Linked DNA regions of Homo sapiens: region 1 is linked to region 2. The links are chromatin contacts, found by Hi-C in ENCODE. All regions are on one chromosome and are shown on one strand. Each heading gives the region's core, a stretch centred on a gene start or an enhancer-like site at or near the end of the contact. The rest is flanking DNA. Distances are from core to core; before and after follow the strand shown. Region 1 overlaps LOC101929174 (a long non-coding RNA gene). Region 2 has its middle 47 kb from the start of PICALM.

What was found. Hi-C counts contacts between places; a loop is a spot of excess contacts on that map. Pooled maps may share reads with other maps.
Region 1: a map with no recorded cell type shows a loop between it and region 2 (3-fold over the local background). The contact joins two enhancer-like sites. A Hi-C loop is called at or near these places in 3 of 37 single-sample maps with no recorded cell type and 1 of 50 pooled maps.

Annotation. Positions count from the first base shown.
Region 1 is chr11:88,355,424-88,358,925 of GRCh38, forward strand. The region is part of intron 1 of LOC101929174 (a long non-coding RNA gene); the gene reads left to right. Among named protein-coding and RNA genes, the nearest start is that of CTSC, 19 kb to the left of the region's middle. RefSeq lists a cis regulatory region at 2,125-2,330. Within about 2 kb of position 2,253, at least 3 of the 41 ENCODE cell types and tissues checked have a DNase peak (open chromatin) inside an H3K27ac peak, as active enhancers do.
Region 2 is chr11:86,114,662-86,118,482 of GRCh38, forward strand. No RefSeq gene overlaps it. Among named protein-coding and RNA genes, the nearest start is that of PICALM, 47 kb to the left of the region's middle. RefSeq lists an enhancer at 1,629-2,098. Within about 2 kb of position 1,475, at least 5 of the 41 ENCODE cell types and tissues checked have a DNase peak (open chromatin) inside an H3K27ac peak, as active enhancers do.

The DNA of each region.
Region 1 (3,502 bases), core at 1,003-3,502, 2.2 Mb after region 2:
TGTATATTTGTAGTAGAGAAAAACAGAAAATTATATAGGTGTGGGCAAAAAATTACAGTTTGTGTAAATGAGGAAATATTTATAGCTAATAAAAATCTGTACATGGAGTTCATAATAATAGAAAATATTTATTTAATAATATTAAAAGAAAGAAGGAGAGGACAAGGCAGACATGGGCCCAGGTAAATAATAATCACTCCATGAATCTCTGTCACAATTGAGGAACTCTCAGATGAGGATATCCTAATTTTATACAGGGATTTCTGGCAAACCTCTCCACCTCTCCTCTGGAAAAGACAATATCTTGATTATGCCGGATTGTCTCCAGGAAGGAGATGGAAACATCTCATCTTTGATATCCTGGTCAGCAAATAAATCTGTCCTCTGACCTGTAAGGAGAGACCATTTCTAGCTTCCAAGAAGCTCTTTGCTATGGGAACAACCTTGAAAAAACAGCCTAACACAAGATCTATAGAAATGCCATGGAGAAATGCCTCTCCAAAGTCCTATTTTTTTTAACTTTTAAATTTTTTTTTTACTGTAAATATTTTTTAATGTTTTAGAAAGGGTTACTATTATGAGCACATGACATTCATTATGGTGGGAAAAACAGAAAGTTGGCTACGTAGTGACTTGAGTTTCTTCCTGCCTCATAAATGTCAGCTAACCTAGGAAAGTTTCTGACACTAGTTAGATGTAGCAACTTCTCTGAGCCGTTTCCATTAAATGACAGCTCAAGACATACTCTGTCTAAACTTGAATCTACTTTAAATTATATGATTTAGTTATTCCATGTAGCAGGGGCAAAAACCCAAACCTACAATTGAATGAATAATTGAAATTACTTAATTTAAAGGAAATTTCCCAGTCATAATATTAACAGTATATAGTTTAATTACTTGAGTCAAGTGATCCAATACATTATGCGCAGAAAGACCTTTATAAATATATTTTAAAATAAAGTTCAAGTAGTTTGACTCTATGCACATGTTAATTCCACAGAATATTTCTGGAACAAAAACAGAACTTGCAGTTTTGAAGATAAATGTTAAAAAAGTGTGATAAAAATTACTGGATAGTTAAACATAAGAGGCAAGGAAACTATAAAGTTCAAGAATATGTAGCTTATTTTCTCCATTCAAATCCAGTATGATGTCCTCAATTTGTAAGATGTTATGCAAAGAATATTGTCTCAAAATTACATTAGAGAAATAACTTTAGCGTTAGAAGACCTAACTTTGGCAGCTGCTTACTAAATGTATTATCTTGCGTAAATTCTCTGAGGTTTAGATATTCTCATAATAAAACAAAGATAATTCTTGGCTGGGAGCGGTGGCTCACGCCTGTAATCCCAGCACTTTGGGAGGCCGAGATGGGCAGATCACGAGGTCAGGAGATCCAGACCATCCTGGCTAACACGGTGAAACCCCGTCTCTACTAAAAATACAAAAAATTTAGCCGGGCGTGGTGGCGGGCCCTTGTAGTCCCAGCTATTCGGGAGGCTGAGGCAAGAGAATGGCTTGAACCTGAGAGGCGGAGCTTGCAATGAGCCGAGATGGCGCCACTGCACTCCAGCCTGGGGGACAGAGTGAGACTCCGTCTCAAAAAAAAAACAAAAAAAAAACAAAAAAAAAAACCCAAAGATAATTCTCACCTTAAAGAGCTGTTGTCAGGATCACATGTGATGATATATGTGAAACTATTTTGTAAACTGTAAGATTTATAATAGAAATGTAAAGGTTTATTACTACTAAACTGAGTGGTAGTGACTTTAATACGCAGAATATGATAAAGGCTGTGAGTTTTAAATACAGTGTGAGGAGAGCATGAAGAAGGGAACCATTAATTCTTCTAAAGGCAAGGAAGAGATTTGAATCTGAGGAGGAGAGGTTATAGCTAGTCTGTGATGGTGCAGATGTTTTGCTTTTAGAGTAAGAGCAAGAGTGAGAACTAGAGCTAGTGAGCAAGAGAGAGAAGGAGAAGATGAAAGAGAGACAGAGAGAGACAGAAAAAGAGAAACTGACTTAGGTAGGGTGACTTAGCAGAGGGAAAAATTTGGCAAAGAGATGAAAGTTTCTATTTTGTTTGCATAAAGTTTCAATGTGACAAAACAGTGAAATTTAGCTTAGGGGTAGCAATTTTTCTACTAGTTTATCACTGATGTCTGAAATTTCACTTTTATGATGAATTCCTTTGGGTCATTGAGAAAGCCCTCCCTGTTATACCAAGAATGCTTAGTCATTCCTTCTTCTGTACAACAGCTACACAGCGTACCTGCTTTCATCACCATATTGACTGCATGCTTCATTTAATTTATTTATTTGTCTGCCTTCCTTAGCATCTTTATAGGTGGTGGGCATGGCAGGAAGGTCCTGTAATTGACACTATTCAGGTTTAGAATAGGCTTCAATAAATATTTATTGAATGTAATTGCCTGTGGTTAAAATACAAACACTTCTGAGAACTGTAACAAAATACGCGTCATCAAAGTTAGCTAAGATTATTTTTCCCACAAAAATCCCTTAGGGATACTAGAAAAAGTGGTAAAAGATTTGAATTTATACAAAGCCCAGAGAGAACATCACAGTAGGAGGGCCCTGGGCCCTGAAGTGTGGGAGGTTTCCAGAGATTAAGAAAAAAGGAAAGGAGAAACATAGAAAAATAAAAAACCTTCATCCTCTTCATATTTTTTCTAAGAATCTGCTCTCCCAACCTTCAAGAAATTCATAGTTCTTTTGAGAAGAAAAGAGTAGCAAGCAGAAAACAATAAACAAGGAAGAACTTTATATCCGGGTTTTCCAAATTCAGACCATGTGAAGTTGATTTATGGAGTGGAGGAAGCAAAATGCATCAAAGACACATATTAATCAGTAGTATGTCTTCTATTCATGCATGACTTTCTCATATGTGCATATTAATAGACCCTGTTGCGATTAATAAAATACAAGTTATATAAGATAATTCAGAGCTATTTAATCAAAATATATGTTATTTAGCAACTAACTATAAAGGTAGTACTACCAAGTTGGGGAAAATGGAAGTTGTCATTGATAAACAATTTTTGTTTGAATAATTTAAAATGAAAATGTGGGAAGGACTACTGCACACCAGCTTTGAAAGACTGCTTTTGGCATTTCCTACCTCTGAGTCGTGAAAACTGATGTCAGGCCACACTCTACCATTAACTAGCTGGTCATTTGGGGAAAACCACTTTTTCTCACCAAGTCTTTGACTTAATTTTTCTGTGCTAGTAAAATGTGGATTAGAATAATCAAGAAAGAATATTTTATAATTGTGAAAAGTATTTGAATGAGATTCAGGCATGATAATTCCCCCGTATAAAGATTCACCAAAATTCCAGCGATGTGAAATTTGGTTATTTGAATTTCAGAAGAAAGGAGAGAAAACTGCTTTTATCAAACACCTGCTATTTCAGATATTTTGAATTACCTTAAAAATATAATCCTCATAGGCTGGGCGCAGCGGGTCATGCCTGTAATCC
Region 2 (3,821 bases), core at 225-2,724:
CCTTTGCCTCCCAGCTCAAGCAACTCACATGCCTCAGCCTCCCAAGTAGCTGGGACTGCAGGCGTGTGCCACCTCACCTGGCTAATTTTTGTGTTTTGTTTTTAGTAGAAATGGGGTTTTGCCTTGTTACCCAGGCTGATCTCAAACTCCTGGCCACAAGTGATCTGCCCACCTTGGACTCCCAAAGTGCTGCGATTACAGGCATAAGCCACTGCACCTGGCCAGTGTGCATCTATTATTTTGATATTTTAAGTTAAAGTAAAAACAAATATATAAATAAAATAGCCTCTCTAGTCACTATTATATCACTTTGCTTAGTTTTCTCCATTGAAGAAATTATCTCAAATTATTTTCTTTATGTGTCTACTTGTGTATCCTGTGTTTCTCACTACAATGTAAGCTACATTAAAGAGGGGATTTGCTTTAGTGACCCCAAGACTGCTAACCTCATGTCCTATCATGTATCCCAGCACCTTCAAAGTCTTTTGTACATTGTAGACTCTCAATAAATATTTGTTAAATGAGTAGATTTCAGTTATCCAAGAGACAGGCAGTGTTCTTTTGGCTGATGCTTATATGCATTCACTTGAAAAGAGTATTGTAACAAAATTTGTTCAAGTTGGATTTTGTTTGCATATTAAGATACTACTGCTGATACCCATGCATATGGAATGGGTCTTTGATACAAGTGAGAAATTGCCAACACTCATTTACAGCCTATTAATAAATGGGCTTTATCCTATAGATTAGTATCTATGTCCCTGTCAACATGGCAGTGGTAAAGTTCACATCAAAGTAAAAATTGAAAAACAAAATTAATGTTAATTTGGATTTAAAAGCTCATACCTGAGTTCTGCTTTCAAGGCAGTGAGGAACTGTGGGGAACTGTCTGGAACTGTTGATGCTGCAGGTGAAGCTAGAACATGAGAATGCTATAGGCTGGTTTGTAGCACAATGAAAATGGAAGAATAAGAGGTAAGGCCAGTTGCCCGGAGACTCCAAATAAGAAACATGGTTATGAGGAAGTGGTTTAGAATTAGGGCTTTGAAAAATAATAGCTGTCATTGATTGAGTGCCTACTATGTGTGAGGCCATTCTCCATAATCCTTACGGAAACTCCTAAGCTAGGTATTATCTCTCCATTTTACAAATGAGTAAGCTGAAGTTCAGGAGGTTAAATGACTGCCAAACCATACAGTTATGTAAAAAGTGGAGCAATGATTTAAACTAGATTTTTCAAATCCTAAAGCTGACATGCTTTCCACTGTACCACAATGTCTTCCTTTGTACTGGTGCACTCCATTTATTTCTGTGATTCCTGACACCAATTTTAGGGCCTGGGACAGCATCCTAATGGAATCATGCCTAGCTGGATAGCAAATGCCTCTGCTGCCAGTAGAGGGGCAACTTAAGAGAAAGGTCCAAGCCAAATTGGATCCAAGAGTTTCTGACTAAGCAGGTTTCAAACCTCCTGCTCACACCTCTTCCTCCTCACTTTCTTTCCCAACATCCTCCCACGGCTCACCTCTACCTCTGTCCACTGGAGACACCATCCTCCAGGTGCTAATAAGAAAGCTACTCTGACCATGGAAAAAGGGAAAGAGGCAGCTCAGCAAAATCACTGCTGAGAGCCTGGGCAGGCTTAGGCAATGTGATCTGAAGAGCTGAAGTGTGCAGCCCACAGAGAGAAAGAATTGGATAAAATACAAAACTAAAGAAGAGGATAAACCTAAGAGGAAAATCTTCCTGACAGAGATGAATTAGTTACGGGACTAACTCCGCAAAGGAAGAGATTGGGCTCCGTTCCCTGAGGCTCCCTGAGCAGAAACCATGTTACAGAGAACAAGTAGGGGGGTTGTGGTTAGCAGGGACATCAATGACTAATAGGTGCTTTCCACCTCTGAGTTTTATGAAGATGAGTGGAGTCTTTTTGAATAGAGAAAGAAATGAAAATAATAATTAACATGGAGAGATGGGGCTGACTAAAGCATGGCAAAGATAAACAGGAATGAGGCTGTTGGCCCTCGTAGTGAGTGTGGAAAATCATTTCTTCCAATTGGGAGAGGCAGAGGTGATCAGTTCAGAGGTTTAAATTCAGAGTCCAGGCTCTGTCACTTACTGATTATCTGAGCAAATTAGTTAGCCTTTCTAAGCTACAAAATAGGAAAAATACACTATTTTTCAGATTATTTCTCACTGCAGATTAGGAGTAATGCCATTGAAAAGGTTCTTATGAAGATTAAATGAGACAACTCATGTAAACAACAGTATCTACTTAGCATGAAGTAAGCACTCAAATGACAGTAATTATTATTGGAATATGGCTTCGTGTGGAGGGGGAAATAGAGCTGGGCAATTATTATCAAGGTCACCATATGGGGATAATTTTTCCCTTTGGACTTAATGATGGCATCTCCTTGGTTTAATTATTTGCTGTGTTGGTAGCTCACATCCTCTCTACTGACTTGGCTTTCAGCTCACGGGAAGATGAAGCCCAAATACAATAGATACCAAGGCAAGCTTGCCAAAGAGCAGCTCAACCCATACTGGTACTCTGAGTCATTCTAAGGATAAAGCCGCCTCTCCATGGAGAAGGATATTGTACACAGGAGATAATACTAATGACACCGTCCATTTACTTAGTCTCTTACAGTTTACAAAGCACTCTTACCTGGGAAGGGTTACTATCTTCATTTTATAGATGAGGAAACAGAGACTTAGAGAGGTGAAGCAACTTGATTAAGGTTGCATAGATAATTGGTTGTGAGGATTCACTCCCAGCTCCTCTGACATCATGTCTGGGGGCTCTTTTATACCACAAGATGCTGCAGGGAACATGAACAGGTACCAGATTAGGAGGCTAGTTGCTTTCAATCATAAAAACAGTGAATTTAGGAACAGGAAGAAGCTTTCAGATGACCTAATACTGTGGTTTTAGATTGTGTCCAGGGGTCTAGTAGGCGGTGGAGGGAGCCAAGCAGGAGGCGGGATCAGCTTTTATCAATTAAATTCATCAGATTTTAATTTGATGAAATTAAAAAGAAAAAGAAAGTTGGAAAAACCTAATCTAGTTCAACTAACTGTCTCATTTCCCCAAGAAGGATATTGAGGCCCAGAAGGGTTAAGTAACTTATCCAAATCAGAGCTAAGACTAGCATAGCACTCAGTCCTCAGTCACCTGCATATTTGATAAGCATGTCATAAATGTCCTCATTCTCCAAATATTTTCCTTTGATTACCTCAAGCAAGTCACTTACATGTAATAATCAAATCATTGAAGAGAAATTAGCTCTGGTGTGAGTCTCTTCTGATGACACCATGTGACCTTGGAATAGTCGATTGATCTCTGGACCCTCAGCTTTTCTATAGGTAAAATGGGGATCATAATTTCTGTCTAGACTCTCAGTGGGGCTGTTGTGATGAATGTAAAAGAAAAGACCATATGGAAGTTCATAGAGTTCTTCCTGGGAAGGAGACTCAGCAAGTTCAATGTCTTATTCTTTATCAATACCTACCAAGAATGTCACTGCTTCTAAGATGATATCTGCAATTTACCATTCTCATTTATTTGTCATTCTTTACTCAAAAAGGCAATGAGGTTTGTAACCATGTCAGTACTACTGGTTTGTGAAAAAGTCTCAGAAAGTTCTTATCACGTTGGCTTTCTGATAAGACTTTTTGATTTCTACTACTTACATGTGGAAAGTAAATCATTTTAGGTTAAACACCTTTCCTTCTAGACAAGTGACAGAGGCAGATGTCACTCAGGGTGTTGTAGCAAGCCTGGGGAGCTCATAGCCAGATGAGATCACAGGACTTGT